Linked DNA regions of Mus musculus: regions 1, 2, 3, 5, 6 and 7 are each linked to region 4. Evidence: chromatin loops called from intact Hi-C (ENCODE). Cell type or tissue: heart. All regions are shown on one strand. Region 1 overlaps Kcnn4 (potassium intermediate/small conductance calcium-activated channel, subfamily N, member 4). Region 2 overlaps Smg9 (smg-9 homolog, nonsense mediated mRNA decay factor (C. elegans)). Region 3 holds the start of Zfp111 (zinc finger protein 111). Region 4 holds the start of Zfp94 (zinc finger protein 94). Region 5 holds the start of Zfp235 (zinc finger protein 235). Region 6 holds the start of Zfp180 (zinc finger protein 180). Region 7 holds the start of Zfp108 (zinc finger protein 108).

Region 1 (4,000 bases), 70 kb before region 4:
TGCTGCTGTGGATGGAATCCAGGAGTTGGCACACACTAGGCAGGCACTGTACCACTGAGCTGTTTCCCCATCCCACCTCCTCATCTGATTTCTCTGAAGGCAGCATGCTCCTGGCTACCCAGATATATAAAATGTGGGTTTTTTTTTGGGGGGGGGACATTTACTGAGGGCCCTGATATGCTGGGAAATGTTGTAGAAAGCCAGCTAGACTCCAAGCATAATGGCCCTTTCTTGAGCAGAGCAGCTCTGAACACTTGCTGAAGGCCCTGGAGACTGGTCCCACTGTCTGTCGCCCCATAGAAGGAGGCTTGGAGCCACGCACTGGACCCTCACCCCAAATCCCAGCCTCCCCGTGCTGTACCTCTGGCCATCTGTACTTCTGCCCTAATGGTACAGGACCTTATGGCCTCAGGAGTACAGACTGGGGAAGGCTGGCTGAAAGGATACCCCATCTGTGGAGTTGTGAGGAAGCCATCCTTTGAGCTGGGACTAGACTCCCCCCCCAAGTGGCATGGCTGCTTTTGGGTTACCCACACCCCTACAGTAAGCCCCCATTCAGGCCCTGTAATAAACCCAGCAAACTCACGGGTTCCCCAGTTGGACCTTGGCAGGCTCATACTGTGGTTTATCATTGGCATCCTGGGATGGGGGTGAGGAGGCACTTGTTCCCATCTCCCGAGTTAAAGAGTCCAGAAGCAGAGCACAGAGAATGAACAACACTAAAATATAATCTACTAGCTGACAGAGCAACTGCTTGGCAAAGCAATGGGGTGCAGGACCACATCCCCGATCCCCATAACCCCTTGTTTCCTTATTAAGAGATAAAATCTCATTCTGTAGCACAGGCTGGCCCTCAGCTTGTGATCCTCCTCCTCCTCCTCCTCCTCCAGCCCTCTAACTTCTGGGGTTACAGGCATGTACCTCCATCTTCCCCTCTCTCTTTGCTATGGCTTCGACAGGTTTTTTTTGACTTCCAAAAATTTTTGTCTAGTGTCAGAATTTGAACCCTGGGTTTGGCACACACTAAGCAAGCACTCTTCCACTGAGCTACAACTCTGGCCTGTGCGGATTTATTAATCTGTCTGTGAGTCAGTTAGCTCATGTGACAAACTCACACCCTAACGTGTCCTCTTTCCCTCTGTTTGAGAGCCACATAAAGAGTTTAACATGGTGTTTGGCCCAATCAATATTATTATGACAGGACAGGATACCAGAGCGGGCTTCCTGGAGGAGAGGACATCTAAGTCCCTAAAGGAGGAGTAGCCAGCTGAAGGCAATCTGGAGGGGAACAGTGCTTCCAAAGGAGTCGACAAGACATGGCCTAGGCCTGAGGGCTTCTCTCAGGGGACAGACAACTTTGGAACCCCTCCAGTCTCTTTCTGGAACCACTGCTTGGCCTCCAGGTGAGCCGGCAATCAGAGGAAGGGACAGCGGAGGCAGTGGGTGGTAGACAGTCCAATTTAGCACAGGGACGAGACTGACAGAGGACTTGGAGGGAAATCCAAAGATAGCTCAGCCAGAATGACTCGAAGCCTGGGCATCCCCTTCCAAGCCAGGATGAGTCAGCCTGGGGAGCAGGAATGCAGGCCCGGGCCCCAGACCCAAGGCCACTGGTCTCTGACTCACTTGGGGCAGGGCAGGCAGGCAGACCAGCCAGGGGACAGGACGGCTGGGAAGTTGGGCTCTGCAGCCGGATGTGTGGCTTCCTGGCTAGAACCTTGGACCAGGCCTGCATGCCCTGCAAACTCAATTTCTAGATCTGTGAAATGGGGAAGTTGAGGCCTGGTGGCGGCGGCTGAGGGTTTACAAAGAGCAAGGTGGCTGGACTGACAAGAGACCTCATGAGCCAAGGCGCTTGTCACCAAGCCTTACATAGTAGAAGGAAAGAACTGACTATGGCAAGCTGCCCTCAGATCTCCATGTGTGCCCATGATGCACCTGGGTGCACGCATGCACACGTGCACGTGTACACACACACACACACACACACACATGATGTATTAAAAAAATACTTAGCCAGAGGTCATACATGACAGTAATCCCAGTACTCAGGAGGCTGAGGCACAAGGATTGAGTTCAAGGTTGGCCTGGACTACAAAGTACCAGGGTAGCCAGGGTGACATAATGAGACCCTGTCTCAAGTACAACAGCAGGGCTAGGGAGCTCCCTCAGCTGGCACAGTGCATGGGATCAAGCACGAGGCATGGGTCCCTGAACCCATGTGAGAACAGCCAGGCTGCGGGTGCCCGAGAAGGCAGGCCCAGGCTAATGCCTGCTGCTCTCTGACCATGAATCGTGTGGTGTGTTCCATTCCAGTGACACGTCTTGGCTCAAAAGAAAGAGAAAAGAAAGGTGGGGGCTGGACCTAGCGATGAGTACCTTTAACCCCAGCACTTGGGAGGCAGAGGCAGGTGGATCTAGTGCCTGGCCTGGTTTACATAATGAGTTCCAGGAAAGCCAGGGCTCCATGGTGAGACCTCAGAAACAGATTAAAAAAAAAAAAAAAAAAAAAAAAAGGTGGACTAGAGTCTGAGGATCAAGCCCAAGCTTGACCCGTGCCTCCACGTGCATAGGTACTCCAGAACATACGCAGAGACACATCAACAAAACAAAACCAAAACACTACAAAAAGAAAAGTGGGGCTCAAAAATATGGGCACACGGTAGGTGCTCTGCCATCCCAGGACCCAGCCAGCTCCACTGAGCGGTTATGACATTGCTGTGTGCCGCCCTGTGGGTGCTTGCTCATCTCTCGGTGTGTGACTTGGAGGCTAGGACCAGGGTAGGTGTGAATGACTAGGGAGAAGTCAAGAAGGACGGGGTGGCCACACACCGAGTGTGGAAATGATTAACACTGGACCAAATGATCCCTCACGCTCGGGACAATACTAACCCTGACACGACCCCCCCTCCGCCCCCTGCCCCGTGGCACTGTTTCCTTACACCATCACAGCAGTTCCATGGAGACACGACATCTCACAGGTGAAGTAAAATGTTCAGAGAAGGGCAGCCACTTTTCCAGGTCACACAGCAAGTAGAGGGCAGAATAAGGATCTTGATGCCTGTCTGCCTGAATTCAAACCCTTTGCTCTGGCTTCAGAACTATCAGGGTGTTGATTTCAACCACTCCGGTGTTAGAAAGCTGCGGGCAGGTACTTCAGGGGACTTGGCTTTTTTCTTTCTTTCTTTCTTTCTTTCTTTCTTTTTAACATGTATTTATTGGTGGGTGGCGGGTGGGACATGGCATTATACACATATCAGAGGATGATAGCTTGTGGGAGTCATGTCTCTCCTCTACCTACCCTGCTGGTCCTGGGGATCGAACTCAGGTTGTCAGGCTTGGCTGCAAGTTCCTGTACCTACTGAGCCGTTGCACCAACCCATTTTGTTATTTTTGAGTCAAGATCTCATGTGACTGAGGCTGGCCTTGAACTCCTAATCCTGCTTCTACCTTATAAGTGTTGGGAAAATAGGTGAGGCTAGCACCCCCCCCCCCAATTTAGCTGAGGCTATTCCCAAACTCAATTTCTTCCTGCCTTCTTCCACTAATTTTGTTTTTGTTTGGTTGTTTTGAGACCAGGTTTTAGTATATATCCCTAGCTGTCCTGGAGCTCACTATGTAGACTAGATTATACTGGTCTTGAACTCACAGAGATCCTCCTGCCTCCACCTCCCGAGTCCATCTGCTTCCTGAGTCCACCAGCCTCCTGAGTTGTGAGACTATACGGAGAAGCATATGCCACCAGACCCCTCTACAGTTGGGGAAACGGAGACTGGGGACAGGGCAGGTGCCTCCCGCAGCAAAATTTGAAGTGTTTGGAAAGAAATGGCAGCTGCTGTCTTCGTTTACCATTTATTACAAAGTATGAGGGTGGATTGGTGAGCAGCACCCTGTACCCTCTTCTGGCACAGTCTCTGCAATCAGGAGGAAACGGCATCTTCCCAGGTGTCCACCAGGGGGCAGCACCTCCCGTCGCTCGGACCTGGTTCCTTCAGCGAGA
Region 2 (4,000 bases), 87 kb before region 4:
GAAAGTCAGTTATGTCAAATGATGTTTTGCTGGGGGACACAAAGGATGTGTGAAAGGATGTCTTGCTAAAGCAGACATGGGAAAGAATGTTTTCCTGAAGCAGACCCAGGTGAAAGGACATTTTGATACAGCAAAGATGTGAAAGGACTCACGATGGAGGAGTGTAGCTATGACCCTATAGACTGTGGGACGAGCACTGAGCATTGGTTCTGCCTCGCTATTCTTCGCTAAGGCACGATTGTATTGATTTGCTTTATATTGCGTTGTTGACCTCCACTTGTGGTAACGCCTCCACCACTGAGAGAAACGCAGGCTCGTGAGGTTCCTGCGGCAGCTTGCTGCTTCTGTAGTCTCCCCTCAGGCTGATTGGCCAACCTTGCAGTTTCCTCAGGATTGAACTACAGCTGCTGGTTTGTGCTTGGTGTCTGCCTGCCGGGAGGACTTTGGTGTCTGCAGCTGCTGAGCTGTATTTGGTGTTTGCTATGGGACTGAACTGATGACAAAGAAGATTGAGCTCGCCCCCAAAGAACTATTGCTGAGCAGGTCCACTTCCCCCATAGCCTAATAACTTTTCTCTTCCACTGCCTCTGCTGGGTGGTGGACAAGAGGAGAGGTTGGACACTTATTAAAAGTAGGTTGTAAAGGAAAAGTACCTACATACCCAGATGCTGGTACCACGCCCATGAGGCTGAGAAACCCATATAGAACCCGGCTACCTGACTCCAGTCTGACATCCTCACCACTCCCAACAGCCTCCTCTGCTGGACCAGCCCCATGGGAAGGAGTGAGGGCTTGGAGCTTTGCAGATGGGGTGGGGACACATCCCAGCAGCAGAGCAGTAATCTAAGTAACTGGTAACCTACTCCTATCTGTTCAAGTGTGGGGGTGGGGCAGGAGTCCCACCCTCATAGGACTAGTATACAGCCTATGTATTACCCAGTAGGACAGCTGACACGTGGCAGATGCCTGCTCTGTGGGAGCCACTGGGATCCTTGCTACCCTGATTGCCAAGCCTTGGCCCGGCCCTGCTCTCATGGGCTAACGGACTTTCCTAGACAGACCCCTAGTCAGAGGGGCAAGGCCTAAGCTTCAGGCCTGCTTATGCCTGAGGTTACTCTGGACCCTCAGCGGACCTGTATCTCCTGAAACCCCGCTCACTCCATTGGTTCATAGGCTCGGTACAACCCCAGGATGAACAAAGTGCTTTGGCAAGGACAGCTCTGAGGGAAGACCTGCAGGATGGAGGCTGAGGGTGGGGGTGACAGCTGAGCTCATGAGGCGGGGCATCTAAGTAATGGATGGATGAGAGAGAGAGAGAGAGAGAGAGACAGACAGACAGAGAGACAGAGAGAGAGAGAGAGAGAGAGAGAGAGAGAGAGAGAGAGAGAGAGAGAGAGAGAGAGAAAAGATCTGCAGGAAGAGGCTAAGGTCAGATCTAAGGCAGGGTGTACAAAACTTGGAGAGGAGCCCCGTCTGAGACCAAGGTAAGATTCAGAGCAGCTTCTTCAGGGATTACAGCTGACAAGATGCAGGAAGACCAGGGCATTTCCCCAAGGGCTATGTGTGACACAGTCCACGCAAGGGTCTGGGAAGCTCCCCGAGACACAGCATCCAGAGAGGCAGGGGAACATAATGCTAGGTGCTGTTGGTGGTGACATGCGACTCCTTAAAATGGGAGCTGAGGTCAGTTCTGGTTCAAGCCTCCAATGCAGTTCCTCTTCGTCAAAGCCCAAGCCCTGTGAGGGCCTTGTGGGATCTGAGCCCACCTCCCCTTTATTCTCCCTCCTGCCGCCCGAGGGCAGCTTTGGACACAGACATGTCCACTGCCCCTGGATGGAACCTTGTTGAGCTGGTGGGAGGGGCTCCACTAAACTGGAATCCTGCACTCACCCGTCTCTCTCTTTCCCAGGGGGCAATGTAGTCTCTCTCCCGACCACCAGGTCCAGAAAGGTTCTGGGGGCCACTGGAGCCTGGCTCCTTCCACCGCCGCCGCCGCTCTATCCCGTAGAGCCCAGGCTGACTGTGCCCAGACTCCGACATGGTCACCTGGAAGGAACAAGGAGGTTTTGGTGCAAAGGGAAGGTTTCTCCATGGGCTCACCTGACTGCATGAGGTTCTTCATAAAAGGAGGCCGCTCAGTGGGTAAAGGTGCTTGCCACCAAGACTGCCCTAAGATCAATCCTCAGGACCCACATGGTAGGAGAGAGGCACCGATTCCACACGCAAAGTAACCAGTGCTTCCGGCCTCCGCAGACACCTGCACTCATTACACCCACCCACCCACTCTTAACAACAAACCCAAAACCCACAAACAAACCAGAGGCTGGAGAGAGTGCACATGACTCTTGTAGAAGGCCCAAGTCCTACTTCCAGCATCCACACAGGATGCTCACCAGCATCTCTGGCTCTAGGGAACCACTGCCCCCTTCTGGCTTCCTTGGGTACTGCATGCATGCGCATGTAATCGCACACATATACACACAGAGAACAAACAGCCGCAACTGGAGCTGTGTGGCTGTGGCGGCAGCCGGCTGCCAGTGGCCTCCTGTTTATGCTGACTTCTTCCATTCTGGTGAGGTTAACACACAGCACCCAGAACACACTTCTCAAGCTGTTTTTGCAATTAGGTGTGCCAAATGGTGTGGCAACAGAAGGGTGGCTTGGAAGCATTCAGAAACTTCCCTTTACAGAAACAGGTACATGTCTTTTGCCTCTTCCGCCTCTTGGCTAAAAGGCAGCTACCCCGACTTTCAAGGCAACTTAGTGGAAATCATGGTAAAACAAGACACAGGGTGTTGGTAGTCCCCAGATAACCTTACACTGCCTACCTCTGAAGCCAGTGAGAAACAAATCTATGTCTCTCTTTTGGGACCAAAGCTATTTGCAACTATTGAAGTGGTCCAACAGGAGTATAACTTACAGGAGCACAGTCACATAGAAACGAGACAGTCTCCTTCCCATAGGCAACAAGTCCCCCTGTTGAAGGACTCTCGATCACCCATTCATGTGTGGTGACAATGTTGGGGCTCACTCCCACGGGCCCTTTTATCTACCTGGTTCCACTAGGTTCCTGTAGACCTACTTTCAGAACATGTGGACCAACATGTTCTGGACTGTTGGACTATGCAACCCACTCTCCACCTCTGGTGTTATTGGTTTCCAGGCCCCCGGGGAAAGTGTCTTGGGGTCTTTACAAGAGAATGTGCTCTAGGGACACCCCTGAGTGCTCAGCTGCCCACAGGACACTACGGGGCTGCCTGCTCTGGCTCCAGAGGTTAGGTTGGCAAACTGTGGCCTGCAGAGCAGATCTGCAATCTTCCTGTTTCCAAACACAGGGGCTCATTGAAATCTGGCCTCACAGTGACAGAGTGGCTATGGCTGGCTTCTGTGAGCAGCAGCAGTAGAGGTGGAGACAGTGTGACCCCCTAGGACCTACAAACCCAGCGTCTGGCAGTCACACTGGGTTCCCTCAAACCCTTCCCCACGTCACCCCAGGCCTCAATGACATCAACCGGCCCCCGTGACACACTCTGGAACTGACAGACGAGGCACTTTTGCTGGCCGTGTGGGGGCTTGTCTAGCCCCTCTCAGGCCCGAGTGACCTCTCCACAGCCACAAACTCGACTGACCAAGGAGGGCAAGGACCTGCTAACAGATGCTTGCTGGAATGAGTCAGGTCATAAATGACTGTTTACCGTCTAAGGCCCTCTCCCCACAGACTGGGACTCCTTCCTCCCCACAATTAACTGTCTGCTCCCCTATTATCCTGACGACCTCCCCAGTGCTTCAGAGTCTAATCCCCTGCCCCCATGGAGATCCTGTCCTCACAGTGAAGTGACGTTCACTGGGACCACCCACCCTCCTTTCAGGCAAGTGAAGTGTCCCTCTGCACACTGCTCTGGAATCACTAGTTGACTCTACTCATCAGGTCTTGTGGGGAACGATCCAGAACCTGAGACACCATCTGCCTGCAAGCTGGGACCTGCAATGCTGTTTCTAG
Region 3 (4,000 bases), 110 kb after region 4:
TGGGCTCTGAAGTGGATTTTCAGTGAAACGGAGACAAAATAATAATCTTCTTATAATTTGTAGTAGTTTATTTTTATTAATTTACTAACTAATTAACTAATTGTGTGTGTGTGTGTGTGCATCAGTGTGCTACAGCAACTTTGGTGGAGGTCAAAGGAAATTTACAGGGGTCAGTTCCCTCTTTCCACTATGTGTATTTCAAGGACTGAACTCAGGTCCTTGAACTTGGTTGGGCAAATGCCTTTATCTGCCAAGCAGTTTTGCTGGCCATAGGCATTATGTTGTACCTATAACCCTATGGGGACTAGGGAGTGGGGTGTGGTGGTTTGGATAAGAGTAGCCTCTGCCCAAAGTTCAAATATTTGAATGGTTCTTCATAGCCTGGTGTCATGCTTCCTACTGTGATGATAATGCACTAAACAAGCCCCCAAATAAAAGCTCTCTATCTTAAGAGTTGCCTCTCTATATCTTGGTCATGGTGCTTCTTCACAGCAACTTAACAGTGACAAAAATAGTCTGTATTCTACTACCAGGTCATTTTCCCAGCCCCTCTCTAGAAGATTCTAGGCGGGTGTCCCCTCACATCTCACGGGATTCTGTGAAGGGATTCGGACTTTGCTGCTCAGTCAAGCGCCTATAGCTTCACAACTGAAGTTCTAGCTTTTATAATGCAGTATAATATGGATGTTGGTATTCTGTCTGAACTCCACCCCCACAGTTACCTGGCAACAGCCAGGTAGGCCTGGCCCGCTAGAAAAGGGGCTGCTTGCCCCCTCATCCCTCTCTTACTCGCTCTTACTCTCCTACTCTTGCCTCTCTCTCTTGCCTCTTGCCCTCTTGCCCCCCCTCCCTCCCCATTTCCTTCCCTCTGCTCTCTCCGCGTGATCATGGCCAGCCTCTACTTCTCTACTCTCTCCTTCTCTCTGCCTTTCTCTGCCTCTACTACTCTCTTAACTCCCCTCCCCATGCCCTAAATAAACTCTATTCTATGCTATATCGTCATGTCACTGGTCCCTCTGAGGAAAGGGATGCCTTGGCTTGGGCTCGCTGAGGGACCCCCTCCCCCACACCTCACCACACCCCATAGAACACATTTTTTTTTACCTCTATATCTTATTATAATCACAACAGTGGGGCTTCAATGTTTTAAAAAGTATCCACAGCAGGACTTGGTGTCCCATGCCCTTAATACCAGTACTTGGGAGGCAGAGGCAGGGAGGTTTATGAATTCGATGCCACCCTGGATTACAGAGGCAGTTCCAGGACAGCCAGGGCTACACAGAGAATCTCTACCTGGGGTGGGGGTGAGGGGAGAAAAAAAGCGACCACCACCAACAACTTACTACAATTGTCTTTCATGCCATTTTACAAATGAATAACAAACAAACAAAAACAAAAACCAAAAACTCCCAAATCCCGAAAAGCAACTCAGGAGAACAAGTTTCCAAAAAAGCTATATCCAAGGACCTAACTACCTAACAGCTGTTAAAACAGCTAGGCGGTTAACCAAACTTTAGCATTCTGGGAAATGTAGTCCCAAAAGAGCACCAGAGCTAGGTGCTTCCACTGAGGCATTCTGGGAATGGTAATTCCCGCTCCAGAGGCTGCCAAAGTCGCTTCCACTTCCGCAAACCAAGGCGGCCTGGTGGTACTTCTGGTGAAGTGAGATCCTGAAGCTTTTCTGTGGCCCTGTACGCCCTTGCTCCTGGTATGCCTCCTCGGGGACCGAGTCCGCTGCTGGGGAGAAGTGAGAGGCGGAGGGATGGGGTGGGGGGGGGGCACTCCTCTTTCTTGGGCCCTTCCTGAAGTGGCGCTGCTCAGGATTATTGGACCCATCTCAGCTGCTTGTGGAGCCCCAGGGAGAGTCTAGCTTTCCACTGGAGTCTATCAGAGGAACGGTGATGGCAGATAGCAGTGCCCTAAAGCCTTAAGTAGTATGCAACTCTGGTTGTGATGTGGTGATGCGATGCGATGCGATGCGATGCGATGCGATGCGATGCGATATAATATGACTTACTTACTTTGAGAGGTAGGCGTGCCACAGCTTGTATACTGACAAGATCAGAAAGCAACTTTTGGAAGTTCAGTCACTTCTTCCACTGTGTGGGGTCCAGAGACTCAGGGGATCAGTTTCAGCGACAGTGGCCTTTATCTGCTGAGCTTTAGGTTTTTATAGGTCGTTATCTTTATGCACGTGGGAAAAGAGACTTTGTGGAGGCTCTTGCAAATGAGCAATGATTACTAGTAATTAAGCCTTTTACAGCAAGACAGAGGGATAATTTCACTCCCATGTATGCAAACAGTAACATGTAAGATAGCTGTCACAATTGACAGACCCTTCTGAGAGTGGTGGTCAGTCAAGACACAGCATGCATCTTAAACATTTGGTTTTTTTGGAAAACCCATCACCACAGCAGCCTTGTGAAGGTAAGAGTGCCCAGCACCCCTGAGCTTCCAGAAATAGAGAATGTGGTGAGTGAGTCTGGTAACCCGGAGGCTTAGTAGGAAGTAGGCAGAAAAGCCTGGTCAGCGCGCACAGCCCTTGGGGCTGATGGAGAAGCTGAGGAAGCCATGTGGACCAACTGTCCTAGCAGTGTTCTCACGAAGCCCCTCTTCCCCAGCTTGCTTCCCAGAGCCCTGCCTTGTCTCAAAGAGAAGAGAACAATGACCAAGTTACAGGTAAGTCGGGTTGCTTCCCCCATTCCCCGCAGTGCTAGGGATTGGAAACAGGACCCCTGCATGCTGGGCAAGTGCTCTACACAGAGCCTCTCTGAACTGCATGAAGGAAGAGGGGAAGTTGCTGAGAAGGAAGGTCTGGAAGGAGGAGGGATAAGAGGACGGTGGGACATGTGCTCAAAGTGCACTGCACACGAGAAAGTGTACAAGGATAAGTAAAATAAGTTGAACTAGAGAAAGTGGGTTGGAGAGATGGCTCAGTAGTTAAGGGCAGTTTGGTTCCCAGCAGCCACATCTGATAGTTTACAACTGCCTGTAACTCCAACTCCAGGGTGTCCAGTGCCCTTTCCTAACTTCCCAGGGACCTGCACACATATATACACACAGACACACATACATTTAAAAAACTGTTAAGTTCACTTATATTTTAAAGGTGACATCATTTTCCAAAGTTTGCCTAATTTTATTCTGCAAATAAATACAAGTCTTCCCTATTCATGTGATTTATGAATTTTTTCACTTTAAAATTTTGCATCATGATGATGATGAAATAAAGGAATTGTAACCATGCTAAGGTCATCTTTTGGAAGTTGGGCTTTCTTCTTCCACCTTGCTGAAACAGAGTCTCCTGTTTCTGGGACTCTGTGGAGACAGGTCCTGGTGCTCATTGGCAGCCATCCTACCTTTTTTTTGGCAAGTTCTAAGCCACAGAAAGACCCTGACTCTAAAACAACAGCAACAAAAAAGGTGGATAGTACCTGAGGAAGAGCACCAGAGATTGTCCTCCAACCTCTACATGCTGTGCATAAATATACGTGCATGCGTGCAGACATGTGGGCACACACGCACAGACTTCTGCTCGCCCTCACTTCCTGCACGGGGTGTCCTGAGGATTCATTTCCTGAGCAACCAGGGAGAGTGTACGGCTGCCATGGTGATGAAGAAAGGACAAACACACAGACACGTGTACAGACAAGCTGGGATCGAATGAGCTGTGTGCTATGATGGAGACACACCAGCAGCCCTGAAACTCAGCGCATATATTAGACACCGCTGAGCACCCAGGAGCCATGATTCAGGAAACTGCAGCATGAATACAAATGCACGGGTATTTTACATGGAGTTCAGCCAAGCTCCCCAGCTACACAGTACCCTCAGCTCCAGGGACTAGACGCTTGTTTTGCTAGCAACAGTGGTGATTTTCACACGTAATTTGTAGTCACCAGGTATCCCTGATTCTCTGTATTCTGGCCTAAACTGGGCACTTAAAAATTTGGGGGTACTTTGGTAACTGATTAAAAATGGCAGTTTTCTGAACTTTCCT
Region 4 (4,000 bases):
TGTCATTTGCTAAGGGATCACCTGGATTAGTAGTCCTTAAGAAAGCCTGGATTGACTGCAGAACTGCACATCTGTAGTGCCAGGGCCCGCTTATCTTTCAAAATATCCAAACATAGTCTCCCCGACTCCAACTAGGAGGATGAAGATTGGCGCTTTAGGTGCTGCTGTTGGGTACGTGTCTGGAAGGGATAGTTATGCCTAAAAGTCACTCCCTCAAAATTGCAATCCTGGGGCTCCCCTGAAGTGGCCACATGAAAATAACAGGTGCTGCTCTTATTGGGTTCTGCTTTAAAGCCAGGAACTGGTCCTGCCAGAAAACTCTGAGTTTCCCTGATGAGCCTGTGGGGGCACCCCGGCTGTCTTTTGCTACTACTCTGTGGGTTCTTTCTTCCAGCCTTCTCCACCCTTGCAACCCTGTAACACTAGATAAGAGAGGAAAAAGGAGAGGAAAGTGATCCCTAAATAAGGTGGGGGGGGTCAGAAAGGGGGTGATGTTATTGATAGACTACTTCCTGCTGATTAAGGGCATCACATTTCTTGGGGGCAACTTTGATCTCTGCCATTCGTCTTGCTGTTTCTTCTTTGCACAGGACCACTTAACAAACTTTGACCAACAGCAGTCAAAGACCAACAGCTAACAAACTGCCAACAACCCCACTGAACAGCCACCAAAAGCCAACCTACACCCACCCCTCTCTGAAAAGTCCCCCGAATTCTAAACATCACACACGCACAGAAACCACCTGCAGCTGGCAAAATCACGCCTCTGCTAGAGCAGGAGGCAAATCCCAGCTGCTGTGGACCGTCTGAAGCAGCCTCATATTCCTCACCTGGGGCTAAAATCAAAACATTCCTATAGTATTTCTGTTTTTCAAAGAAACCAAAACTCCAAAATTGTCACAACAATCATATCATGTAAAAACTAGTCTTTTTCCTTGCTACTATGTATACCTGTTACAGCATCTCCGCTGTGCCACACACATACGCCGAGATTTTGTTTGGATGAAAAAAACTTTTGCTAGTGGTCCTTTGGGATAATTAAAAACAAACAAACAAACAAACAAACAAACAGACAGACAGACAGACAGACAGACAGACAGGGCTGAGAGATGGTTCAGCAGTTAAGAGCACTGACTGCCAGAGGTCCTGAGTTCAATTCCCAGCAACCACATGGTGGCTCACAACCATCTGTAATGGGATCGGATGCCCTCTTCTAGTGTGTGTCTGAAGCTAGCTTTTTTTTTAATTGTACTTTATTTGTACTCACATAAATAAAAAAAGAAATAAATCTCTGAAAAATAAACAAAACAAAACAAAACAAACAAACAAACAAACAAAAAAAACCAAGCAAACCAAAACTTGTTTCTCCTGTGGATTGATCTAGATTGATGTGGAAGATAGAAGGAAGTGGGGAGAAAACTGGAGGGGCAGGGAGGAGAGTATGAATTATCAATGTACCTGTGGTTACATTGAAGAAGCAGCCTAGCAGGAGGTTAAGTGGATTGTGTGGCTGTGATGTGTAGAGAGAATTTTGGTTTCTTTGAGAAACACAGAAGTATATATTATATACTCAGGTATATAAGGACAACGGTAGGGCCAAATTACCGCCTATGAGGTAAGGACTCTTAATTTTCCAGGGTGAAAAATTTTCCACGTGGGACGTGTCAAGTTCAGAGGCAGCATGGTGTCATGGCACACACGTTAGCCCAGCATTTGAGAGTGTGCAAGACTGAGGCAGGAGGACCATCGTAAATTCAGTATGGATTGTACAGTGCGCACCAGTGTCTCGCAGATTAAATAAAAAGTTCCGCAGAGGGCTAGGGAAGTACCTGCGTGGCGCACACACACACACTCCAGAGAGGCTATATACTAGGAGAAACGAGTGTAAGATCCGCCTCTCCGCATTCACTACCGGAAATGTAGTTCAACTGTTCCACAAACACGCAGGCACCCGGGAGAGCTGACGCGGAGATTTCTGGGAAGTGTCGTCCAGGGTCTCTGCGCATTGCGCGTGCGTCTGTGAAGGCCGGCGGACGCCGAGCATTCTGGGAAGCGTAGTTCAAATTCTCGGAGCATTGCGCGTGCTTCTGTTGTGCGGGCTGATGCGAAGCATTCTGGGAAGTGTTTCCCAGGTGGTTTCTGTTAGCATCCGCTCCCCTTGTCCTCCCTTGAGTCTCCTCTCTCCCACACCTTCCTCGACTGATGCCTGGATCTGGAGGTTTGCAGGGTTGGCGGCGGGCGGCCGTAGGGGAGTCGGCTCCAGGCTGGCGAAAGGGAAGCGCAGGGCGCCCAATGAGCCTCCCTCCATCCCACAGATATCATCGCACTGATAGGGTCTCAGCGCGTGGCTCAGTCAGCCTCCTGCCTCAGCATCCGGTGTGTTGCGATGACAGGTGTGAGCCCTCACACCTTCCTTCACTGCTGTCTGGAATTGGGGTGCGAGGGCCATGTTGATAGTGTTGTTTGAGGCATTGATGTAGCTAGTGTCACCCTGCCCTGAAGGTTCTAGGACTCACACCTACACTGCAGAGAATCGGGATGGGTGGAGATTTGTCGAGAGCCTGTCATGTAGAAGGATAAACGGACACGTCTATGGCTTTCCACGATGTCAGATTTTGCTGAACGACAAGAAAGTCATAAGCTGTGTCAGTTTCGTTGGCTGCAATTTGCCAAGGAATCTCGATTTCTCCTGGTGGTTGGCCATTAATCACAGGTTCTTTTATTCCAAGCTTAACATAGCTAATGATAAATTTCAGACCACGAGTCACCTGGCACACAGTTATACACACTCGTGAGTTTATTATCACAGGATGGATCATTGGAACTGGACTTGGCTCCTGGCATGTGACCAGGCTACTGAGCAGTGTGCCTGCCACATACCGGTCCCTTGGTGAAGAAGTAACGTGATATGGTTGGTGCGCTTATGTTTTATGTTACCAGGCTGGCTTTGAACTCACAGAGATCTACCTGAGTGCTGGGACTAAAGGCTAGTCGATATCTTTTAATAGCACAATTGAGTCGCCTGGCTATGACTGTGTAAACAAGACATGGATTTCTTCTTGGCACTTTTATCCAAGATAGAGTAACTCAGATCAAGACTGTTGCCGCATAAAATTCAAAACTAGTCATAGCCTGAAAGCTGATGGTCCAAACAACACAGCTCCCTGCTCAGCATGCTCCCAAGATGGTTTGATCAGCCGGGCAGTGGTGGCACACACCTGTAATCCCAGCACTTGGGAGGCAGAGGCAGATGGATTTCTGAGTTCGAGGCCAGCCTGGTCTACAGAGTGAGTTCCAGGACAGCCAGGGCTGCACAGAGAAACCCTGTCTTGAAAAACAAAACAAAACAAAAAGCCAAAAAAACCCAAAAAACAAAAAAGGAAAAAAAAGATGGTTTGATCAAGTGTAGCCCCTTACCTCTAACCCTACCCCCATTACAGATTCAGGGGAGGAAGGAGGAAGTGGTGGTCTGTTGACCAAGCATATCTAGGTGCATCAAGCCAAGTGTATTTCCTCCTGTTAAGGCGTAGCCTTTTAAAATACAAGTCTGTTTTATTCTCGCTTTTTCTTTCTAAGACTTTTTGTATGGGTCATATATGTGTACCATTACATGCATGTGTTGATACATATATGCTTCTGAATGCTTTGTACATGAGTGCTGGGATTCAAATTCAGGTTCTCCTGCTTTTCTTTAATAATTTGTTTTCACAATGACAATTTGTGTGTGTGTACACGCGTGCATACTCACATGCAACACTGAGCATGTGCAGGATGGAGGAGACCTCTCAGGAAGAGTCAGTCCTAGAGACTGAACTCAGGCCATCACTTGGTGACAAGTACCTCTCCCTGGAGATCTATTATCACGTGGGCTCTTTACCTTTTGTTTTTATTTCCCCCTGAGATAGTTTTTCCGTGTAACCCTGGCTGTCCTAAAATTTGCTGTTAATCAGGCTGGCTTCAAACCCACAGAGATCCTCCAGCCTCTGCCTCCTGAATTCTG
Region 5 (4,000 bases), 180 kb after region 4:
CCCACATGAGTATGGAGACCTCATACTGAATTGTACAATAAAATTAGGCAAATAGTGGAAAATGTCATTTTTTTAAATGTAAATGAACTAAAGGGATTTTAAAATGTATGTGTACACCATCTGTTTGTGTGTAGATGTGTGTGTGTGCAGGTGCCCTGGGAGGCTAGAAGAGAGCGTTGAACATCCTCTAATTACATATAATTGGAGTTACAGGCAGTTGTAAGCTATCAGGTGTGAGTGCTGGGAACCAAACTGAGCTAGTGCTCTTAACTACTGAGCCATCACTCCAGCCCACTTTTTCAAATTCTTTTTACTCATCCTTGTACACTTTCCCAAGTGCAGTGCACTTTGAGCACATGTCCCACTGTCCTCTCTTATCCCTCCTCCTTCCAGACCTTTCTTCTCAGCAACTTCCCCTCTTCCTTCATGCAGTTCAGAGAGGCTCTGTGTAGAGCACTTGCCCAGCATGCAGGGATCATGTTTCCAATCCCTAGCACTGTGGGGATGGGGGAAGCAACCCAACTTACCTGTAACTTGGTCATTGTTCTCTTCTCTTTGAGACAAGGCAGGGCTCTGGGAAGCAAGCTGGGGAAGAGGGGCTTCGTGAGAACACTGCTAGGACAGTTGGTCCACATGGCTTCCTCAGCTTCTCCATCAGCCCCAAGGGCTGTGCAGGTTGACCAGGCTTTTCTACCTGCTTCCTGCTAATCAGTAGTGTAAGGCTCCAGGTTACCAGGTCATGCGTGCCTCACTTCACTCACAGCAAAGGGTTAGACAAGCCCACAATTCTCTATTTCTGGCAGCTTCAGGGATGCCGTGTACTCGCACCTTCACAATGCTGCCTGTAGTGATGGGCTTTCCATAAAAACAAATGTTTAAGAAGTCTCGAGCTCTCTGATGAACGCTGTGTCATAACTGACCACCACTATCTAAGGGTCTGTTAATGTGACAGCTATCTTACATATAACTATTTCCTTACACAGTAGTGAAATCCCCACCCCCATATTCTCTCCTTCTAAAAATTTTAAATTCTAGTAAACGTTGCTCATCTGCAAGAGCCCCCACCAAGTTTCTTTTCCCACATACATGAAGATAATCACCAATAAAAAGCTAAACCCTCTCTAAGGAAAGGGGAGTTTGGCCTTGCGATATGGCTCAAAGGGTATGAGCGACTGCTGCTGAGGCTGACCACCTGAGTTCAAGACTCTGAAGCCCACGTGGTGGAAGGAGTGACCCTACTCCCACAGGTAGTTTTCTGACCTATTCCTTTTATCAGCTATGGAACGTCCCACTCTTTAAGTAAATAAACAATGAAATATATGCAAAAAGAGCACATCAAAACCAGAGTTGCATACCACTTAAGGCTTTAGGACACTGCTATCTGCCATCACCGTTCCTCTGACAGACTCCCGTGGGAAGCTAGACTCTCTCCAGGGCTCCACAAGCAGCTGAGACGGGTCCAGGAATCCTGGGCAGCGCCGTCTCAAGCAGAGCCCAGCTAGAGAGGACCGGCCGACGCCAGCGGTGCCCCTCTTCTCCCCGGAGATGCAGACTCGGTCCCCGAGAAGACACACCGAAACACCAGCACACAGAAGGGTCGCGGAACGCTGCAGGATGTCACCTCATCAGAAGTACTGCCAGGGAGCCTGGCCTTGCGGCAGCGGAAGTCACCTCAGCCGTCACTGGCGCTGGAACTACAATTCCCAGAATGCGTCAGCGGAAGCGCCTAGCTCTGTGCTTTTTCCGGGACTACATTCCCCAGACTACTAAAGCCTCCATATGTTCCAAGCTCTTTTAACTGGCATGTGAGCCTTAGAAATCGCTTTTTGGGAGCTCGCTCACCGGGGGTGCTTTTCGGTTTCTTTATTTTTGAAATGCCATGTAAGACATCTATGGATACTTTTTTATTTCTGTTCTGTTTTGTTTTGTTTTGTTTTTTCCCCGAGGCAGTTTCTCTGCGTAGCCCTGGATCTCCTGGAATTCTGTTTGTAGATCAGGCTGGCCTCAAACTGAGAGATCCCTTTGTCTCTCGCTCCCGGGTGCTGGGATAAGAGGTAAGCACCACCATGCCCAGCTGTGGGTCCTTTTTAAGAACACTGAAGTCTCATTTTATATTATATTATAAAAGCTAAAACTTCAACTGCTCAGCTATAGGAGCCTGATTCAGCAGCAGAGGCAGAGTCCCTGAATAGAATCCTCCAGTCACAGGCTGTGGGAGTGATGGTAGAGCACAGGGTGTCTGGGTCACTATTCTACTGCTATGAAGAGACACCATGATCAAAGCTTGTTTCAGAGGCTTAGTCCATTAACATGGCAGAAAGCATGGCTCCCTGCTATTTCCAATCATTCAAATACATAGATGTATGGGGGCCACTGTTAGTCAAACCATCACACTCTGCTACCTGTCTCGATAAGCCTTTGCCCATATCATAATGCCAAATGCGTTCAGCCCAACTTCAAAAGTCCCCACCATCTATTGCAATCCCAATATTTTTTAAAAATCTAAATGTCAAACTTTTATGATACTCATGACAATCTCTTCATTGTAATTCCCTGTAAAATCAAAATCAAAAAGCAGACCACATAATCCAATGTGTTATGGCATAAAATATACTTTACCATTTCTTAATGGGAAGGCAGTATAGTGAGGAAACACTGGACCATAGCAAGACTAAAAACCAAAGGTGGAGGCCAAACTCTGCATCTCCATGCTGATGTCAAAGCACTCTTCAGATGCTTTACTCTTTCGGCTATGTTGGCTGTAACACACTTGTCTCTCTCAGGCTGGTTTCACCTCAGTCTGCAGCTCTCTGCAGCTGGGATCCCATAGTTCTGGCATCTTCAACATCTTGTGGTCTCCGACATAATCCAGGTTCACAGCTTCACTCAATGCCCTCTCTTGGCCACTATGCAGGAACTCTCCTATACTACAACTGCCTTCAGGGCATTTCCTTCATTACTAAGGGAGGCTCAAGAACCCTTTTCTTGTATCCTTGACTCTAAAGCCAGAACCAAGTGTTTCTTGTATCCTTGACTCTAAAGCCAGAACCAAGTGGCCAAAGCTGGCATGTTCTGCTGCTCGATGGTCTGGACCTTGGCCCCATCCGATTCTATGTCCACTATCTTTCTGGAACTGATGGCCTTCCTCGTGCTGAAGCTGGAACTGATGGCCTCCCTCATGCTGAAGCTGTACTGATGGCCTCCCTCATGCTGAAGCTGGAACTGATGGCCTCCCTCATGCTGAAGCTGGAACTGATGGCCTCCCTCATGCTGAAGCTTTTCCTCTTCCTTCTCACAGGCTGGAGGCTTCGCTGGGTGGGGTGTTGCCCTGAGGTCAGCACTCCCTTTATAGCATTCAGAATCAGGCTTTTCCTTAAGCCTTCACGGTGCTTCTTTTCTCCTCACACTCCACACTGCATAGTTCTTTCTGTCTGGCTTGCTCCTCCTCATGCTGGATCTCCATGAGAGCGACTGCTAATAACCACAAGACACAGTCAACACAAGGCTGTCTGGAAATCTCCCCTGCTTATGCCAGTAATACAAAACTCATCAACTTAGCTTCAGGCAGATTTTTAGGATGAGGACAAAAATCACCCACTTTTTTTCCTCAGTATATGACTAGAATGGTTTAGGCCATGTACTGTTTGCCTCTGAAACTTCTTGAGCTGCCCCCCACCCCCAGCTCAAATTGCCCTTGTCTTGCATTCTCCTCCTAGGATGACCCACTAAGCTCTACTAATCAAAAAGCACTTAATAATTTTGTAGTGGAAAGTCCTAAAGTCTTCCATATTCCTTCAACAAACAGCATGGTCAGGCTTGTCACAGCAATACTCCAGTCCCTGGTACCAACTCCTGTCTTGGTCACTGTTCTATTGCTTTGAAGAGATACCACAAGTCCAAGCAACTCTTACCAAAGGAAGCATTTAACTGGGGGCTGGCTTACACTTTCAGAGGTTTAGTCCTTTATCAGAGCAGGAACATGGCAGCAGGCAGGCATGAT
Region 6 (4,000 bases), 230 kb after region 4:
CATCTGGGGTTCTTCCTTGTTTTGGTTTTGATTCCTTATCCTTTGAGTCAGGGTTTCATGTAGTCTAGGCTAGCCTCACACGCATCATCCTCCTGCCTCTACCTCCCAAGTACTGCTTTTTTTAGTCATGTGCCACCAGACCGGATTTATGAAGTGCCAGAAATGGAACCTGGGGCTTTGTGCTAGGCAAGCACTTAACCAGCTGAGTTACACCCCAGCTCTAGGCGGATTTTTATAGGACTCTGTGTCCCCTTGTGGCTCCAAGTCACAGCTGCCACAATGGTCCTGAGGCCACCAGTTCTGCATGTCTGCAGAGCTGTAGTTAAAATACACCATTACCTAAGTCTGAGCACGGAGCTCCAGAACCAGTCCTAGGTCCTCAACACTTGGCTCCCAAGGTGTCCTCAAACTTAGGCTAGAGCCAAGGGACCTGTCTTCCACCCCGCTCTCCTATAAATGCAGGCATTCTCTTGCTTCAAGGCAGAACAGGCCACAGCAAAGATCCTAGCAACACATACTCTGTAAAGATGCTTACAGCATCTGCCTTCTCCCAGCCAGTTGCCAACCAGAAGGCAGCCTTTTAAAGCATAGGTTCCTTACCTCCAAGCTGGAGTTTCTACCCAACTTGAACATCTAAGAACTCTAAGGTGTTCAGGTTTCAGGTGCCAGTTCCAGATTCTCTAATTGAATACACTGACATGCACAGGGCCTTCTGCCTAGAATCCTCTGTTAGGCCCTTGCCTAACACCCTCCATCTGGTACTTGACTGTCGAAAGGACTGATTAACTGAAAACAATACTGGGTCTCCTGGTTCAAGAACCAGGACCTCCAGGCTGCTCTAGTGTGAACCCATTTCCTCCGAATCGAAATGCTCCCTCCTAGAAGGAGAAGGGAGGCTCCTAAGACTCAGGAAGCAAACAAAACTTAAAAGATCTCAGAAGCTGAAACTTTAAAGATACACACACACACCCTTCCTTAAGATTATACATGCAACAGCGAAGGCTGAGGAGGAGGTACCCTGCCCAGATGAGCTGCTTTGGAGTCTTGTAGGCACCTCCAGAGACGCAGCTTCCCTGAGTCATCACTCCCGTGGGCTTTTCAGTGCCATAGCTGACTCATCCTGCTCCTGTAAGAAACCCTTCACTCATACTTCCGTAGGGAACAACAATAAACCCACTGGCTCACTGGGCTAAACAGCGGCCACTGCTCTGCTTGGCTGTCATGCCTGGTCTAGGAACAGAAGCCACATACATCTCCAACAAACAGGACACCCCCAGGCTTGCAAGAACAGTGTCTGCCCAGGTAGGAGAACCACGTCTTCAGAACGTAGGCTGGTGATTCCGACACCAACACTTGCTCACGAATACAGTGTGGGCTTAGATCTAGTACAGAAACAGTGGCATGGTTCCTCTCTTTGGGAAAAAGAGTCTGTGCATTGGAAGGCTCTCCACTAAATACGCAGGGGAGGAGGGGAGTTCCTGGTACTTTTGTACGTACACAGAGGAAACTGCTCAGGTCACACCCACCTCTGCACCTACCCTCAGGGTCTCTCCCTACCCTCAGAGCTGATTCTGCATATGCACCTAGGGCCACCAGAGTCAGTTATTAGGAGCTGTTGGTGACACACCCTGTCACCTTAGAGGCCCCGCCACAATGTCTCTCTGTGGCGATAATACCTCTTTTAAAACTTTTTTGTCTAAAACGCAAGGCACCTTAGTGTCCCCTCGGGCCTTTCAATTATCTGCCCTTTGCCTAGGCCCTGTTTTCCATCCTTTTGGACATCCTCGGTCCCACAGTCCCACCACACAAAACCAACCATCCGCGCATGCGCACAACTGTGCACTCTTTACAGCCTCCCGAGACCCTGAGTCCTATTCTGAGGCACAGGAACCCCAAGTCACTGACACCAACGCGTCCAGATTCCCGCCTAGACCCTGCGCATGCGCACATCGACCACTGTAAGCGTCCCACATCTAACACCAACCTGGACGTCCGTGAGCCCGTGGTGAGGACCGGGGCGGGTCTGAGCCACTCACGACTCAGCGTCAGAACGAAACTGTGCTCACCGCTTCCTGCCCCGATCCTGAAGCACACCCGGCATGACTCGAGTGGCGGGGGTCTGGCTTCCACTTCGAGTCAGCATCCGCCAGGTCGCTCCGTGTAGACTGAGCCCAGCCACAAAGCTGAGCCATAGAAGACGCCTTCACACACATACACACACACACACTCACACGCACGCACGCACACACACAAACACATACAAACACACACACACACTCACACAAATGGCTGCACTGCCGGCTAAACCCGGAAGTAGGGGGTTATCAGCTCAATGGAACTACAATTCCCAGAACTCTCAGCGGCTTACGCAGCCGCTGTCAGAACTCAGCGCCAAGGGGCGAGGCCTCGAACTCGAGTGAGGCTGCGCAGTCCATCCCAGTCCTTTCAGGGTGGTGGCCAATGGGAAAGTCCTCTTGTAAGCCAAGATTGAAGCTGGCTTTGACACTGCCAAGTCTGGAAGACTAGCGATGTCCATGTTGTACAGTTCAAAAAGTTCTAATCATGCGGGCAGAATGGCTCAGCAGATAAAGGCGCTTTGCCGCCAATCATGATGATACGAGTTGGATTCCCAGAACCCCGTAAATAAATAAATCTAATCGCCCCACCTCCAATCCCCCACACACTATATAACTCTGTCTGGCCTGGAATTTACAGATGACCACCTGCCTCTGCTTCTCAAATGCTGGGATTAAAGGTATGAACTATCACACCCATCTTTTAAAAACTGATTTTTTATTTAATAGCTGTCAGTGTTAGGTCTCAAAGAAACCCAGGACAAATGGCTAAGGTGCCTGTTAACATATCCGGGTAAATGTTGGCTAGCTCTCCCAGCATCCCACTCCCTAACCGGAACCTCTCCTTTCCCCAGCTTTTCCTTTCAACATAAACTCATACATATTGGCTACGAGGTCTCCTGGTTCCCACACTTTTGATCTCTCCATCTTTGGCTCCTCTTTTTGCTCCCTATAATTAGCATATTAAAATGCCTTTTAGACATGTAAAAAATAATTAGCTTAGGACTCCTGCTCCACCCAAGGCTACACCTGATAACCAGAACTCAGAGACATCACTCCCTCATAATAACCAGATACAGTCTTAGAACCCCACTGGACAGTAATACACGCAGAGACCTAGAGCAATGCTTTGCTCTGCACATTTGGAGAGGCACCATCTTGATCTGCCCTATGGATAGAGATTCTCCGCCCAGGATCCTGAAGATCGAATCAGAGACTTCTGTTCTGGACCTCCAACACTTTTACATTCAGCTAAGATACATCACCCAGGTGAACAGCACTGGGGAGATAGTTGGAAACATAGAGTTTGAATTTTGTGTGATGACCCTCAGCATAATAAAACATATCTTTTGATATACTAACTATATGTGTTTACCTTCTTGGTCACGAAACTCCCTCTCCTCTTTCACTCTCTCCCCCCACACTCACTCTCCACTCATGGCTCCGTTCAGTCTAGACCCTTCCATGCCTCTGACTGTTCTCGGCCTCACAGTTTAAGCATACCTCTTTTTCTTTTTTCATTTATCTGATGCCCATAACCCGGGATTGACATAAGTGAGTTCCCTCTGAGGGACTCGGCAGCTCTGAACCAAGCTGTGGATCTGGCTCTCTAAGGTATGTATGTATCATTTATTTCTGCTGGCTCCTACCATTCACCAAACTTGACTCCAAATTCTAGAGTCTGCCTCTTCAATTGCTTTCTAGCCATGTGTCCCTCCTTGTCTACTCCACAAGTGTCTCTCTGGCTCCTGCAGCCTGGTAAGCCCTCCAGTGACCTCGTGGCATTTGCCATAAGGCATAAAGACATTTGCCCCCCCCCCCCACGTTGAAGTCACCCCCTTTCCAAGTCCATCTTCAGCTGCTCTCTCCTTTCCATCTCTACAGGACAAGTGCCACCTCAGAGTTGCCTTCTTTGTCTACTAGTA
Region 7 (4,000 bases), 62 kb after region 4:
TAATCACTTGCTAAAGTACCCAAGATTTTTAAAGTGTCCAGTTTAGGCCAGAATACAGAGAATCAGGGATACTTACTGCCTACAAATTAACAGAGAATATAGCCACTATTGTTGAAAAACAAGCATTTACTCCCTGGAACTGATGGCCCTGGGGAGCTGGGGAGCTGGGTACCACCATGGGAAGCACTCCCTTTTGCATTAGTGTTTCAGGTTCCTGAATCATGCCCCTGGGTGCTCAGCGTTGTATAATACATGCACTGTCTTTCTAGGCTGCTGGGGAGTCTCTATCAGAGCACACGGCTCATTCGATCCCAGCTTGTCTGTACACGTGTCTGTGAGTCTGTCCTTCCTTCATTCCTTCATCATCTGAATTGGATCAACCACAGAAGCCGTGCAGTTGGTGGCAGCCAGACGCTCCCTGGTTGTTCAGGAAATGAATGCACAGGACGCCCCGTGCAGGAAATATGAATGAACACTTTTCTGTGTGCATGTATGTGTGCACGCATGAATAGGCTACAATCCAACTTCTGGTGTCCTTCCTCAGGTGCTGTCTAGGGTAGTTTGTTTGTTTTTAGGACAGGGTCCTCCAGTGTCCTAGAACTTGCCAATTAGGCTAGGATGGCTGCCACTGAGCACCAGGACAGAGCAGCCTGTCCCAGAGTCCCCAAACCAAGAGATGCTACTTCAACAAGATTGAAGAAGAGAGACTCCTGAAAGCTGTCCTCTGAAGTCTACATCATGTCTTGACATGCTCACAAAGCACAAACCCAATACTAATGAAAAATTATTAAATGAAAAAAATCATAAACACGAGTATGAAGAACTCATACTTAATTGTAAAATAAAATTAGGCCAGAAGAGGGCGTTGGACATCCTCTAATTACATATAATTGGAGTTACGGGCAGTTGTAAGCTATCAGGTGTGAGTGCTGGGAACCAAACTGAGCCAGTGCTCTTAACTACTGAGCCATCTCTGCAGCCCACTTTTTCAAATTCTTTTTACTCATCCTTGTACACTTTCCCATGTGCAGTGCACTTTGAGCACATGTCCCACTGTCCTCTCTTATCCCTCCTCCTTCCAGACCTTTCTTCTCAGCAACTTCCCCTCTTCCTTCATGCAGTTCAGAGAGGCTCTGTGTAGAGCACTTGCCCGCCATGCAGGAGTCCTGTTTTCAATCCCTACCACTGTGGGGATGGGGGAAGCAACCCGACTTACCTGTAACTTGGTCATTGTTCTCTTCTCTTTGAGACAAGGCAGGGCTCTGGGAAGCAAGCTGGGGAAGAGAGGCTTCGTGAGAACACTGCTAGGACAGTTGGTCCACGTGGCTTCCTCAGCTTCTCCATCAGCCCCAAGGGCTGTGCGCGCTGACCAGGCTTTTCTGCCTACTTCCTACTAAGCCTCCGGGTTACCAGACTCACTCACCACATTCTCTATTTCTGGAAGCTTCAGGGGTGCTGGGCACTCTTACCTTCACAAGGCTGCCTGTGGTGATGGGTTTCCCAGAAAACACAAATGTTTAAGCAGCCCCAGAAGTCTGATGCATGCTGTGTCATGACTGACCACCAGCCTCAGAAGGGTCTGTCAATTGTGACAGCTATCTTACATGTTATTGTTTCCATACATGGGAGTGAAGTTAAACCTCTCTGTATCCTGCTCTAAAAGGCTTCATAATTAGCAAACATTATTGACCTGCCAGAGCCTCCAGAGTCTCTTTTTCCACATGCACGAAGATAATGACCAATAGAAATCTAAGCCCTGCAAGATGGCTTAGTGGGTAGAAGTGACTTCAGCTGAGCCTGATGGGGCGAGTTCGAGTCCCTGAACACCACACGGTGCAAGGAAAGACCTGACTCTCACAAGTTGTCTTCTGACCTCCATACATAAGCTGTGACACAACCCTCCCCTCTTAAATAAATAAATGCAAAACCAAACCAAATCAAAACAAAAACACATAAAAGTAAGAGTTGCCACTTAAGGCTTTATGACACTGGCCATCTGTCACCACAGCTTCTCTGCCAGGCTCCAGTGGGAAGCTAGACTCTCCCGGGGTTCCACCAGCAGCTGAGATGGGTCCAGGAATCAGGGCAGGAGGCCTCAGGCAGAACCCAGTTAAAAAGGACGGGTCGCTGCCACAGCTGCCCCGCTTTTCCCCGGAATGCAAACTCGTCTCTGAGAGGACACACCGGAATGCAAACTCGTCTCTGAGAGGACACACCGGAATGCAAACTCGTCCCTGAGAGGACACACCGGGGCACAGCGCACAGAAGGCCTGCGGGATGCTCCAAGCTCTCACCTCACTGGAAGGAAGCACTGCCAGGCAGCCTAGCCTTCTGGAGCTGAAGCAAACTTAGCTGCTAATGGCTCCAGAACTACAATTCCCAGAATGCCTCGGCGGAAGTTCATCGGTCTGGAGCTTTTTCTGGGACTACATTTCCCAGAACGAGAAGGTTCCAAGCTATTTTAACTAGAGTGAGGTCGGTGGAAATTGCTTTTTGGGAAATGTAAAAGTACCACTCTCGCTTAGAAAGGAAGTTGTGGGTCCAGACAAAATCAACAGTCTTTAGTCATATTTGGCCTTGTTTCGTTGAGAAATTTAAAATTGACCTTTATAGTGACTACCAGCTAAGTCCCATGGTTTAGAAATCTCAAAGGGTAGGTCTCTGTCTTGGCTGTAGGAAGGTGCAGTAACAGGACCAGAGGGCATAACTATCCTGGCTCCAGTTTTCAACCCTTTAGCCAGGGGGCTTATGGGGAACAGGGTCTCAAGTTTTGCCAACTTCTGGATAGAAAATTCTGTTCCTGAGTCAGATTAGCATAGGTAAGCTCTGGATGCCCTAGTGAGTTCGGTTAACATTCTGTCTAAGCTCCACCATACAGTTACCTGGCAACACCTAGGTATGCTCCTCCCCACAATTATCTGGCAACAGCCTGGTAGGCGGATCCACTATAAAAGTGGTTGCTTGCCCTCTCCTCTTTCTTTTGTCCTCTTGTTCTTTTGCTCTTCCCGTCTTGCTCCTGCTCTGTCCCCTCATACCTTCCCCCCTCTTTCTCCACGTGCTCATGGCCAGCCTCTACTCTTCTCCTCTACTTCTCTCTCCCATTCTCTGCCCTACTACCCTCTAAACTCCCCTCCCCAAGCCCTGAATAAACTCTATTCTATACTATACCATCGTGTGGCTGGTTCCACAGTGGGAAGGGATGTCTTGGCATGGGCCTGTTGAGGCACCCGCTTCCCCCATACCTCACCACACCCCTATAGAACGTATCCACCCCACCCCACCCCCATTTATCATTTTATAAACATATCAAGTTCTACTTCCCAGTCTGCATAAGGAGGGAAGAGGGTCCTAGGATTTGAGTATAATGGGGTGGTGGGTCTTACAGTTTGGTTTGCAGGTAAGTTCTATTTTAATGTAGGGGTCCCTGTCTGTCTTCCATCCTATCCCCTAATTTTCACATTCTCAGTGGTGGCAATAGAAAGTCCCTGGAAGGTTGCAAGTGGAACTTAAATCAGCAGGGCAGGTGCTACATCTACTCCAGTAGTGACACGTGCAACTGGCCCCAAAAACCTGGGCACTGTCCTGAGGCAAAAAGTCTCCTGGAACTGTGGCATCCTGAATAACGAATGCTCCAATGTCCATGCTTTAGTTGGTAAACAGATCTGTGTGCTTTCCCTTAATATTACTTTATTATAAGTGCTTCTAAGGATTCATTTTTGATATTTAGCTAAGTTAGATTCCTCATCAATCCTAGGCAGTCCTTGAGCCGACCAAGGGCTTTGAATTCAGTAAGAATGTTGCCTATTCAGTGACATTCAGAATTGCCTCTAGTATTGTAAGAGAGATAGTGAAAGAAATCAGGCATTATTATCTACTACATAGAGTTAGAAATCTCAGGGCAAACTACTCCCATATGCAGGAATTTACCATTATTTAGGAAGAAGGAAGGTTGTGGTCTAAGGAGGAACCAGAGTAGATACTTAGAACTATAGATAGCTGA

What was found. Hi-C counts contacts between places; a loop is a spot of excess contacts. Peaks named below come from ENCODE experiments on the same cell type or tissue, not always from the same donor. Only the 100,000 strongest peaks of a DNase experiment are listed, where the experiment ranks them.
Region 1: it touches region 4 in a loop (2.0-fold over the local background); 4 of 42 quality-filtered maps call a loop at or near these places.
Region 2: it touches region 4 in a loop (2.1-fold over the local background); 4 of 42 quality-filtered maps call a loop at or near these places.
Region 3: it touches region 4 in a loop (3-fold over the local background); 4 of 42 quality-filtered maps call a loop at or near these places.
Region 5: it touches region 4 in a loop (11-fold over the local background); 6 of 42 quality-filtered maps call a loop at or near these places.
Region 6: it touches region 4 in a loop (8-fold over the local background); 5 of 42 quality-filtered maps call a loop at or near these places.
Region 7: it touches region 4 in a loop (3-fold over the local background); 6 of 42 quality-filtered maps call a loop at or near these places.

Annotation. Positions count from the first base shown.
Region 1 is chr7:24,385,049-24,389,048 of GRCm38, reverse strand. Kcnn4 (potassium intermediate/small conductance calcium-activated channel, subfamily N, member 4) reads right to left here. Exons shown (of 9, transcript NM_008433.4): 9 at 3,837-4,000. Among named protein-coding and RNA genes, the nearest start is that of Smg9, 13 kb to the left of the region's middle. In heart, no CTCF peak of the experiment used is centred here; a DNase peak (open chromatin) is centred at 1,728; H3K27ac peaks cover 282 bases.
Region 2 is chr7:24,401,438-24,405,437 of GRCm38, reverse strand. It overlaps Smg9 (smg-9 homolog, nonsense mediated mRNA decay factor (C. elegans)), which reads right to left. Exons shown (of 14, transcript NM_028047.2): 2 at 1,891-2,046. The coding sequence starts at 2,040. Among named protein-coding and RNA genes, the nearest start is that of Smg9, 3.8 kb to the right of the region's middle. In heart, a CTCF peak has its summit at 2,431 (motif pointing left); no DNase peak of the experiment used is centred here.
Region 3 is chr7:24,205,737-24,209,736 of GRCm38, reverse strand. Zfp111 (zinc finger protein 111) reads left to right here and starts at 1,588. Exons shown (of 4, transcript NM_019940.2): 1 at 1,588-1,708; 2 at 2,622-2,679. The coding sequence starts at 2,665. In heart, no CTCF peak of the experiment used is centred here; a DNase peak (open chromatin) is centred at 1,606; H3K4me3 peaks cover 1,367 bases; H3K27ac peaks cover 819 bases.
Region 4 is chr7:24,314,737-24,318,736 of GRCm38, reverse strand. It overlaps Zfp94 (zinc finger protein 94), which reads left to right and starts at 2,071. Exons shown (of 6, transcript NM_001199321.1): 1 at 2,071-2,218. It also overlaps the pseudogene Gm44513. In heart, no CTCF peak of the experiment used is centred here; a DNase peak (open chromatin) is centred at 2,076; H3K4me3 peaks cover 1,612 bases; H3K27ac peaks cover 1,371 bases.
Region 5 is chr7:24,131,843-24,135,842 of GRCm38, reverse strand. It overlaps Zfp235 (zinc finger protein 235), which reads right to left and starts at 3,471. Exons shown (of 5, transcript NM_019941.3): 1 at 2,620-3,471; 2 at 1,356-1,694; 3 at 528-585. The coding sequence starts at 542. In heart, no CTCF peak of the experiment used is centred here; a DNase peak (open chromatin) is centred at 1,692; H3K4me3 peaks cover 1,761 bases; H3K27ac peaks cover 1,325 bases.
Region 6 is chr7:24,080,223-24,084,222 of GRCm38, reverse strand. It overlaps Zfp180 (zinc finger protein 180), which reads right to left and starts at 2,326. Exons shown (of 5, transcript NM_001045486.2): 1 at 1,985-2,326. In heart, no CTCF peak of the experiment used is centred here; DNase peaks (open chromatin) are centred at 1,982 and 2,412; H3K4me3 peaks cover 2,067 bases; H3K27ac peaks cover 1,941 bases.
Region 7 is chr7:24,253,107-24,257,106 of GRCm38, reverse strand. Zfp108 (zinc finger protein 108) reads right to left here and starts at 2,313. Exons shown (of 4, transcript NM_018791.2): 1 at 2,185-2,313; 2 at 1,217-1,274. The coding sequence starts at 1,231. In heart, no CTCF peak of the experiment used is centred here; a DNase peak (open chromatin) is centred at 2,356; H3K4me3 peaks cover 1,404 bases; H3K27ac peaks cover 1,164 bases.